Regions from separate parts of the Homo sapiens genome. Here region 2 is linked to region 1. A link is an interaction called in ENCODE POLR2A ChIA-PET data of the cell type or tissue named here. Cell type or tissue: HepG2. All regions are shown on one strand. Each heading gives the region's core, and the rest is flanking DNA. Links, peaks and the distances in the headings are about the cores only.

Region 1 (5,300 bases), core at 290-5,289:
GAGTCTGACCGGAGTCTGGCCACTTTGCTTGCTTGCTTTCCCCTCCCACACTGCCCCGGCCACAGCATCTCCTGTTGCTCCTGAAATACCCCAGGCACATTTCCGCCTTGGGGTCTTTGCACTGCAGACCTCTCAGGTTAGAATGCTCTTCTGCGAGGCATCTGTGTGGCCGTCTCCCTCACTCCTCCCTTCTTTGCTCAAATGTCACCTTCTCTGCGAGGCCTTCTCAGACTGCTTTATTTATTTATTTATTTATTTATTTGAGATGGAGTCTCGCTCTGTTGCCAGGCTGGAGGGCAGTGGTGTGATCTCAGCTCACTGCAACCTCTGCCTCCCGGGTTCAAGCAGTTCTCCCACCTCAGCCTCTGAGTAGCTGGGACCATAGGTGCACACCACCATGCCCAGCTAATTTTTGTATTTTTAGTAGAGACAGTGTTTCACCATGTTGGCCAGGATGGTCTCTATCTCTTGACCTCGTGATCCACCTGCCTCAGCCTCCTAAAGTGCTCGGATTACAGGTGTGAGCCACCGCACCCGGCCGGACTGCCCTATTTAAATTGCACCTGCTGCACCCCTCCCCTGCTGGTGTTTTTTCCCATCGCACTCATCCTCTAATGTGATAATAATGTACTCACACATTATGTTCATTGTCCCGTTCAAGCGTAAGCTCCCTAGGAGGACCAGTGTTTGTCTGTTTTTTGTTTTGTTGGTTTTTTTGCTGCTGTACCCCAGCTCCTAAGTCCTGCCTGACAGTTGGGTGCTCAGTGAATGTTAGTTTTCCCCTTCCCCACTCTTGGTTTCTTCAGTTTGAAGTCAGGCAGCTGGGAGGAGCCCTTCAGAGCCGCACACTCCCCAGGTTCGCCACACTGTTAGGGACTGAGAGGAGGGGAGCAAAGGATGGGTGCCCCTAAGAAGGAAGTAGACTCTGGGAGAGGGGCTGGGGACCTGGTCCGAGGACAAGAGAGGGATGTGCGCTGCTGGGGCCAGGGGCTCTCAGCATCTCTTTAGCACCCAGATTGTCCAGGCCACCTTCCTTCTGCACACCCCTGTTCTATTCTGCAGTCCAGAATCTGCCTCCATTCTCTATGAAGTGGACAGCTGGGTTCTTAATAGTTTCAGGGTCTTTAGAAAGCAGGAGTAGTTTGTGCAAATTGCTCCCTCCTGCGGGTCTCTCACCCAGCCTTCCTCACTGAGGAGGTCTCTCGCCCCTGCCCCATGACTTCCTATCTCTTTCCCACCTTCCCTGTCTCACACAGTCTGAAAAGTTAAGCACAGATGGTAGGAATCAAAGTGGTTCCATTTTATTAAATGCCTACTGGAGGCCTGGCACCATGACAAGCCCTTTCTGTGTATTTGCATGGATTCTCTCATTTAATCCTCACAACAGCTGTAAGAAGCGAGCACTGACATCATGCCCCTTTGACAGATGAGGAAACTGAGGCTCAGCAAGGTTAATTAGTGTGTTCAAGGTCACTCATCTAATAAGTGGTAGAGCTGGGATTTGAACCCTGGACTTTCTGGCTTGGCCAAGGTCAAGGTCCCAGCAAGAAACAGATGGCGCACTCAAAGGGGATAACTGAAGAGAGTTGAGTAAAGGGACAGTATACCAGAGTGTGAGCTTGGTTAGGCGACTCTTGTCTCCTGGGGACAGTGACACCCAGGGACTGAACATAGTGGGAGAGGGACACCCCGACAGGACCTGTGTCTGCGGGGCAGGAAAGACAGCTGCTGCCAACCTGTGACGCAGCCAGGAGGCAGCCAGAGGAATCAGTGCCCTGGCCCTCTTGTCCCCACCCCCCATCTCAGGGGGCAAGGGAGTCCCGGCACAGGTTAGAGGGTGACTCTGGGGAGGCAAATGGAGGTAATTCCATACAGGCTTCAAAGGCTGTGCCAGGGACAGGCAGGAGACGCTCCCTAGAAAGAAGGGGGGACACCCCCAGGACAGCTCAGGAGACTGGACACAGGGCTGCTCCCTCTCTTGGTGTTCAGGAGAAAATGATCCAGTCATTCTCTTGGGTGCCCACCCCTGCCCCTGCCCTGGGTAAACAGAAATTGGCAGGGCTAGTCTGCCTTGTTCCTGCCCCCCATCTTTGCCTCTCCTTCTTTCAGGTACCAGCTCACTAGTCAATGGCAACCTCCGACTGTACAGCTCTGTGGGTGACCTGAGGCCTGGACAATATGGCCAGGATCTACTCATCCCCCCACCTCCCCCAGGCCCAGCCCCAGGGCCCCCTCAGGACATTTCAGAACCTCCAGGGGGGTCGCCACTGCCATCTCCACCTTCCACAGCACCCCCACCACCTCCCCTGCTGCTGGAACCCCCACCCCCGCCCAGCATGGCCCCACCTCCACCCCCAGTATTGGAGGCCCTATCCCCACCACACACTCTTTCCTCCCCATCCATACCCACCCCTCCTGACTTCATTCCCCCTGCCCCACCCTTGGCCTTTCTAGCCCCCCCACCGCCTCCTGTGCCAGCCCCAGCACCCCCAGCTCCAGCATCTCCTCACACAGTGGGGACTCGTCTCTTTCCCCCTGGGGGTGTCACCAAGTGGAAATCAGATGTAGCACTGAATGGCAGGCAGGCAGAGGCCACCAGAGCCAGCCCCCCGAGAAGCCCTGCTGAGCCAAAGGGGAGCGCCCTGGGACCTAACCCAGAGCCCCATCTCACCTTCCCCCGTTCTTTCAAAGTGCCTCCCCCAACCCCAGTCAGGACTTCGTCCATCCCAGTTCAGGAAGCACAAGAGGCTCCCCGAAAGGAAGAGGGGGCCACCAAGAAGGCTCCCAGCCGACTCCCACTGCCTCCCAGCTTCCACATCCGCCCCGCCTCCCAGGTCTACCCAGACAGGGCCCCCGAGCCAGACTGCCCTGGGGAGCTCAAGGCCACAGCACCAGCCAGCCCAAGGCTTGGCCAGTCCCAGTCCCAAGCAGATGAACGAGCTGGGACTCCGCCTCCAGCCCCTCCCCTGCCCCCTCCTGCACCCCCCCTCCCTCCCCCAGCACCCCCACTTCCCCCAGCTGCACCTCCTTTGCCCTGTGCTCAGAAGGCAGCCCATCCACCTGCTGGGTTTACAAAAACCCCTAAATCCAGCTCTCCTGCTCTCAAACCCAAACCCAACCCCCCCAGCCCAGAGAACACAGCGTCTTCAGCACCTGTGGACTGGAGGGACCCCAGCCAGATGGAAAAGCTGCGGAACGAGCTGGCAGCCTATCTCTGTGGCTCCAGGAGAGAGGACCGATTCCTCAGTCACAGGCCAGGCCCAACAGTGGCCCCTCAGAGCAAGGAGGGCAAGAAGGGCCCCCGCCTGCCTGAGAAGGAGACTCTCCTGAGCCTGCCAGCAAAGGACACTCCCCCAGGTGTTCCTGAAAAGAGTCTTGGCGGCAGCAGCCTGACAGAGACAGAGGCTGCCCCCAGCCTGACCCTGCCCTCTGTGGACTACATTCCCCAAGACTCTCCAACTCCCAGTGTGCGGCAGATCCGGAATGAGCTGGAGGCCCGGCTCTCCTCAGCAGCAGAGAAGGAGGCTAAGCCCAGCATAGGATCTCTGCCCCCTAAGCCTCGGCTAGAAGGGGGAAGAATTTGTGAAAACGGGGCTGATGATGACAAACTCTCCAAGCCTGTGGCCAAGAATCTGCCACCTCAATCCACCACCCTGCTGCCAACTACATCACTCCAGCCCAAGGCTATGTTGGGACCAGCCATACCACCCAAGGCCACACCTGAGCCAGCCATACCACCCAAGGCTACACTTTGGCCAGCCACACCACCCAAGGCCACACTTGGGCCAGCCACACCACTCAAGGCCACATCTGGGCCAACCACACCACTCAAGGCCACATCTGGCCCTGCCATAGCATCTACAGCCACAACTCTGCCCACCACCACATCCCAACTGATGGCAGAGAAGGACTCAGGCCCAGCTGGCCAGCCAGAGAAGCCAGCATCTCAAGAAGTTTCCACTCCCTCCCAGGCAAGGGGAGAGGGGTCCCCCTCAGAGGCCACTAGGCTGCCCACACAGGGAGCCCGCTCATCTGCAGCCTTCCCACCAAAGACATCTCCTGGTGGAGGAGAGGTGCCATGTCTCTACAAGCCCCACTGCCACCAGAGCAGCCTCAGCCGTGAGGTTGCTGTGGTGATGCCCACCCTGGCCAGAGGAGGGGCTGCAGGGCCAGGGGAGCCCGTGGAGGTGAAGGAGCCCCCAGGGCTGCCAGCCAAGCCTCCTGCCTCGGCCCAGCCCACTGATGAACTCCTCAGGCACCCGGTGACTGGGGAGGTGGTGGAGCGGGGCTCGCCGATGGCCCTGCTCCTGGCGGCCAGGCAGAGGGCTCAGAAGGGAAGGTCTGTAGGGGCTGCCCTGGGTCGGTCCTCTCTGCCAGGAAGTCTCCGTGACCACAGCCACCAAGCCGAGGCCAGCTCTGACAGCATCTTCCACAGCCAGGGCACGCCCAACTCCTTCACTGTGGTGCCCAAGTTACCCAAGGAGGCTGAGAAGGACTCCCCGCTGACGACCGAAATACCCAATAAGTGGGGGCCGCGGCTGGGAAGAGACGCAGAGGGCACAGAGCTGAGCCGCAGGCACAACTGGACAAAGCCAGAGCCCCAGGCCCCTGTGGCCTGGGAAAGAGTAGCTCCCTCCAACCTCCCCCAGGGCCACCCGCTGCCCAAGTCCTTCTCCTCCCCACCTTCTCCTTCGAACAAGAGGGAGGAGGAGGAGGAGGAGTTCAACTTCGAGGTCATCCCACCGCCGCCAGAGTTCAGCAATGACCCTGAGCCCCCGGCCCCGGCCCTCCAGTATCTGGGCCGCCAGAGCTCCCCTCCCCGGAACAACTACTCAGACTTGAGGCAGCTCCCGAACGCTGGCCCCGGGGCGCCCCCGGCTCTCGGCTTCTCGCGCTTTCCCGCGGGCGCGCGCTACGCCGGGGCTGGGGGCCTGGAGCGCTTCTCGGGAGGGGGCCGCTCGCTCATAAAGAAGCGCCTGTACGTCGGGGAGCCGCACCGAGGCCCAGGGCTACCCCACGGTGGCACCGGCCGCAGCCTGAGCTCTCCCAACTGCTTCGGGCCGCAGCCCGGAGGCCCCGAGATGCGGCGCGTGAACTCGGCGGGTCGCGCGCCCCCCGGAGGCCTGCACGCGCCGAGGCTGTCCCTGGAGGGCGCCGCCCGGGGCGCCGCGGAGGCCAAGCACAAAGCGCCCGGCAGCGCCGACTACGGCTTCGCCCCAGCTGCCGGCAGGTGAGCTGCGGGCCCGGCTGGTGCGGGAAGCCAGGAGGGGTGGAAAGCCAGGCGAGGGCCAAGGAGTCCC
Region 2 (5,353 bases), core at 1-5,000, 98 kb before region 1:
CAGGCGGATCACGAGGTCAAGAGATCCAGACCATCCTGGCTAACACGGTGAAACCCCGTCTCTAATAAAAATACAAAAATTAGCTGGACATGGTGGCACGTGCCTGTAATCCCAGCTACTCAGGAGGCTGAGGCAGGAGAATTGCGTGAACCCGGGCCCGGTGGAGGCTGCAGTGAGACGAGATCGCGCCACTGCACTCCAGCCTGGCGACAGAGCGAGACGCCGTCTCAAAAAAAAAAAAAGAAAATTGTGCAAAGCATAGGTAAATATTTTTCTTTATTAAGCTTCTCACTGAGAAGCCCTCTTTATTTTGGTAAATGTCACTCTGTTTGTTAGGAGATGTCTGCTTTTCCATGAAATGAAATAGTGGCTAAAGCCCTGAAAGAGGCAAGACTACAATGGGCTGAAACAGTTGGTATAGCAACCCCAGAGAAGTGCTTCATTTTCTTTTTATAGTAGAAGCAGGTCCATGTCTTTTGTGGTTTCCTGCACATCTTTGGAGTAGTTATGACTTCTCAGTTTTTCCCCCCTTAAACTGCATTGCCTATTCTTTTTTCCTGACATGCTATCAGGTATCAGTGTGTTGAATACATACTGCTTGTGTATCAGACTTACGTTACTGTCATCACCATTAAAAGAATTGCAGCTTTGTGCCCCATGACCTTCAGCTCAGTTGTTGACTGTCATTCATGAATGCCTAAAGCATACTGACACCAGGTATAAGTACTTGAAGATCAAGAACTAGTCAATAAAACATGAGCAACATAATGGTAACTATGTGCAGCAAAGCAGCAATTTATGACACATTTTCATCTGAAGTAATTCTTTAAAAATAAATATAGACCCGGCCGGTTGTGGAGGCTCAAGCCTGTAATCCCAGCACTTTGAGAGGCTGAGGCAGGTGGATCACCTGAGGTCAGGAGTTCGAGACCAGCCTGGCCAACATGGTAAAACCCCATCTCTATTAAAAACACAAAAATTAGCTGGTCATGGTGGTGGGCGCCTGTAATCCCAGCTACTTGGGAGGCTGAGGCAGGAGGATTGCTTGAACCCAAGAGGTGGATGTTGCAGTGAGCCGAGATTGTACCATAGCACTCCATGTAAACCAAAGTCCTTAGTTTAGGACTTCCAATTATGTGTTAAAACCTCGGCTTAAATAAGCAAATGAACTACATGTGCACACATGCACGTGAGAAAAACTAGCAGTATTTCTTTTTTCTTTTTCTTTCTTTTTTTTTTTTTTTTTTTGAGATGGAATCTTGCACTGTCACCCGGTCTGGAGTGCAGTGGCGCGATCTCGGCTCATTGCAACCTCTGCCTCCCAGGTTCAAGCGATTATCCTGCCTCAGCCTCCCAAGTAGCTGGGACTACAGGCATGTGCCACCACGCCCAGCTGATTTTTGTATTTTTAGTAGAGATGGGGTTTCCCCATGTTGGCCAGGATGGTCTTGATCTCTTGACCTCGTGATCCACCTGCCTCGGCCTCCCAAAGTGCTGGGATTACAGGCATGAGCCACTGCGCCTGGCCCAAAACTAGCAGTATTTCTTCGACGAAAGTATTTGGCATATTTGAAGCCCGCTTCTTGATATAAACAAGTTTGGCATGAAGTACAGTACTGAAAAAATGATATAAACAAAATAACTTCTTAGCTTATCAGGATATAGCTATCTTGATAGGCTAAGAAGATTTTTGGTTTTCTTTTGTTGGTTTTAAATTAGGCCTCTGAGTAAAATGCATATCCTGAAAATTAGAATTAATGCCTGGGTCACACTTTCTGTCCATGGTGGGTATGGGAGATGGTGAGAGAAGAGTGGATTTGATAATATATGTTGGTGCAAAAGTAATTGCAGTTTTTGCCATTAAAAGTAATGGCAAAAAAAAAATAGAATGAACCGGCCAGGAGTGGTGACTCACGCCTGTAATCCCAGCACTTTGGGAGGCTGAGGCGGGCGGATCATGTGAGGTTGGGAGTTGGAGACCAGCCTGGCCAATATGAGAAACCCTGTCTCTTCTAAAAATACAAAATTAGCAGGGTGTGGTGGCGCATGCCTGTAATCCCAGCTACTTGGGAGGCTGAGGCAGGAGAATCCCTTGAACTCAGAGGTTGCGATGAGCCAAGATCACGCCATGGGCAACAAGAGTGAAACTCCATCTCAAAAAAAAGAAAAAAAATAGAATGAACCAGAAGGCAGGTAGGAAGTGAGATGATCTTTTTTCTTTTTCTTTTTTTTTTTTTTTTTTGTAGAGACAGAGTCTTGTTCTGTTGCCCAGGCTGGAGTGCAGTGGTACGATCAAAGCTCACTACACAATCGAACTTATGGGCTCAAGGGATCTTCCCACCACAGCCTCCCAAGTAGCTGAGACTAAATGTGTGCACCACCACACTCAGCTCATTTTTTTATTTTTTGGAGTCAGGGTCCTGCTCTGTCGCCCAGGCTGGAGTGCAGTGGCATGAACACAGCTCACTGCAGCCTTGACCTCCTGGGCTCAGATGATCCTCCTGCCTCAGCCTCCCAGGTAGTTGGAACCACAGGCATGTACCATGATACATGGCTAATTTTTTAATCTTTTTGTAGAGATGGGGGTCTCACTTTGTTGCCAAGGCTGGTCTCAAATTCCTGACCTCAAGTGATTCTTCGGCCTTGGCCTCCCAAAATACTGAGATTACAGGCATCAGCCATCATGCCCAGCCTATATTTTCTTCATATTAAATAAAATCATGTTCTCATCCAAGAGTCTTAGTATAACTACAGATCTCTGGTAAGACAGACTAAACTAGTTCAAGTGCCAAGTTTCAGTGCTTTGAAAGAATGGCATATGTTCCTGGCCCTATGACCATTTAAACATGCCACAGTGAATACATAAAGCAATCATTTTAAATTATTAGTCTAGTTTCTTAACATTTCTAGTTGTCTGCAACCATCCCTGTCTTACATTACATTATTAAGTTAGTTCTATTACAAGACTAATGAATGACAGAATAGAGCAAACATGGACTTTGGAGTCAGACAGACATGAGTCAGATAAGAGTTCAAACCCACTGACTGCCGTAAACTTGGGCAAGAGATTTAACCCTGTCAGGGCCTCAGTGTACTCATTAGTAAAGGTAATAATAAGTCTGTAGGAAATAATACCTACATACTTACATTTGACATATATTTAATGCTCCAGCTTAATAAGGTTGGAGTATTCGATAACTGATAAAAAACCTTGCACAGTATTGAGCAGGTAACAGACATTCAGTAAATGGCAGTACCATTCCGATGATACTTTAGATGCTTGTGTGCTATACTGTTCAAGAACCAGCTGGAAAAGACCTCAGGTTACCTCCAGGGTAGGGATAACATTTACCTTAGAGTTTTTGTTTTTGTTTTTTTGAGATGGAGTCTCGCTCTATCACCCATGCTGGAGTGTGGTGGCACAATCTCACTGCAAGGTCCGCCTCCCAGGTTCACTCCATTCTCCTGCCTCAGCCTCCCGAGTAGCTGGGACTACAGGCACCCGCCACCACGCCCAGCTAATTTTTTGTATTTTTAAGTAGAGACGGGGTTTCATTGTGTTAGCCAGGATGGTCTCGATCTCCTGACCTCGTGATCCGCCCGCCTCGGCCTCCCAAAGTGCTGGGATTACAGGCATAAGCCACCGCACCCAGCCCTTAGCGTTGTTTTTCAGACAGTTCTGGCTCTATCACCCAGGCTGGAGTGCAGTGACAATCTTGGCTCACTGTAACCTCCGCCTCCTGGGCTTAAATGATCCTCCTACCTCAGCCCCCTTAGTAGCTGGGACTATAGGCACACATCACCACACTCGGCTAATTTTTCTTTTTTTTTCTTTCTTTTTTTTTTCTGTAGAAACAGGGTTTTGCCATGTTGCCCAGGCTGGTCTCAAACTTGTAAGCTCAAGCAATCTGCCAGCCTCAGCCTCCCAAAGTGCTGGGATTATAGGCATGAGCCACAGCGCCCAGCCACAAACCAAAAATCCTTTGATTTTTATTAACACACTGAAGTACTTACCATTGTCCCCATTTTACAGGACAGAAAACCAAGGCTTAGAGAGTTGTTATTTGCCCACTCAGTCACCCTTTCAGCTTACAGATGAAGCTGTTAGTGACAGGGTCAGCCCTAGAAGCTAATTTGTAAGCAGGCTATGAGGTACTCAAATATCCACATACTAAATGCAGAATATTCAAAGCTAAATTCCAGGTTTGTTCACCTCTCACGTTACCAAAATGTACTCGTTTCCTCTAAAGCAGGGGTGTCTAATCTTTTGGCTTCCCTGGGCCACATTGAAAGAATTGTCTTGGGCCACACATAAAATACACTAACGCTAATAATAGCTAATTAAAAAAAAAATCATGAAAGAAAATCTCACAATGTTTTAAGAAAGTTTACCAATTTGTGTTGGGCTGCATTCAAAGCCGTCCTGGGCCGCATGCAGCCCGTGGGCCTCCAATTGGATAAGCTTGGTCTAAAGCTTAGAAGTAAAGTGATTGACTGGGAGGAAAAATTAATGAATTAAAGCAAGAAGCAAGATACACGGCACAATTTAGGTGGTCCCACTGCTCAGACTGGTCCTGAGGGAGGGGGCAACACAAGAGTTTAGGCATCAGCAAGGGGAGTCCTACTCGGTCACAAGAACACTCAGATGGAGATGATTCACAGTGGGGCTTCAGGTCCAGCCTGACTAGGGCTCAGAAGACATGGGTTTGTCGATTTTAAGCATATCTTTGCCCCTGGAGCCAGGCTTATGGCTGACTGCCTGCAATCCCCAGGACTCTCTTTCCAAATCCCCTGCTCAATTCCTAACCCTGCCCTCCTTAAATCCTTTCTATTGTTACTCACTTCAAGCTCTCATTTCTCTCTATGGATTCTTAATCCTCTTTATTTTATTTATCTATTTATTTATTTATTTTATTTTTATTTATTTATTTGTTTATTTTTTGAGACAGGGTCTGACTGTCGCCCAGGCTGGAGTGCAGTGGCACAATCTCGGCTCACTGCAACCTCTGCCTCCCAGGTTCAGGCGATTCTCGTGCCTCAGCTTCCTGAGTAGCTGGGATTACAGGCACCCGCCACCACGCCCAGCTAACTTTTGTATTTTTAGTAGAGATGGGGTTTCGGTGTGTTGGCCAGGCTGGTCTCAAACTCCTGACCTCAAGTGATCCGCCCACCTCAGCCTCCCAAAGCGCTGGGATTACTGGCTTGAGCCACCATGCCCGGCTGGATTTCTAATCCTCTTTAAAATGATATATTTATAACTCAGTAGCTCAGCGACATTTATTTATAGGGCAGGTCATGGGCAACTGACCCACATGAAAAACCAATTGAATTTTAAATTCCTCGGCCAGAGGTT

The links. Peaks named below come from ENCODE experiments on the same cell type or tissue, not always from the same donor. Only the 100,000 strongest peaks of a DNase experiment are listed, where the experiment ranks them.
Region 2: POLR2A ChIA-PET joins it to region 1 with 5 read pairs; 7 of 35 experiments call an interaction of 5 or more read pairs at or near these places.

The regions. Positions count from the first base shown.
Region 1 is chr6:42,104,393-42,109,692 of GRCh38, reverse strand. It overlaps C6orf132 (chromosome 6 open reading frame 132), which reads left to right. Exons shown (of 5, transcript NM_001164446.3): 4 at 2,110-5,230. Among named protein-coding and RNA genes, the nearest start is that of C6orf132, 36 kb to the left of the region's middle. RefSeq lists silencers at 4,870-5,019, 5,040-5,139, 5,300. In HepG2, for the core only: no CTCF peak of the experiment used is centred there; a DNase peak (open chromatin) is centred at 2,862; H3K4me3 peaks cover 323 bases.
Region 2 is chr6:42,202,115-42,207,467 of GRCh38, reverse strand. MRPS10 (mitochondrial ribosomal protein S10) reads left to right here. Exons shown (of 7, transcript NM_018141.4): 7 at 1-661. Among named protein-coding and RNA genes, the nearest start is that of GUCA1B, 9.8 kb to the right of the region's middle. In HepG2, for the core only: no CTCF peak of the experiment used is centred there; a DNase peak (open chromatin) is centred at 3,017; H3K4me3 peaks cover 292 bases.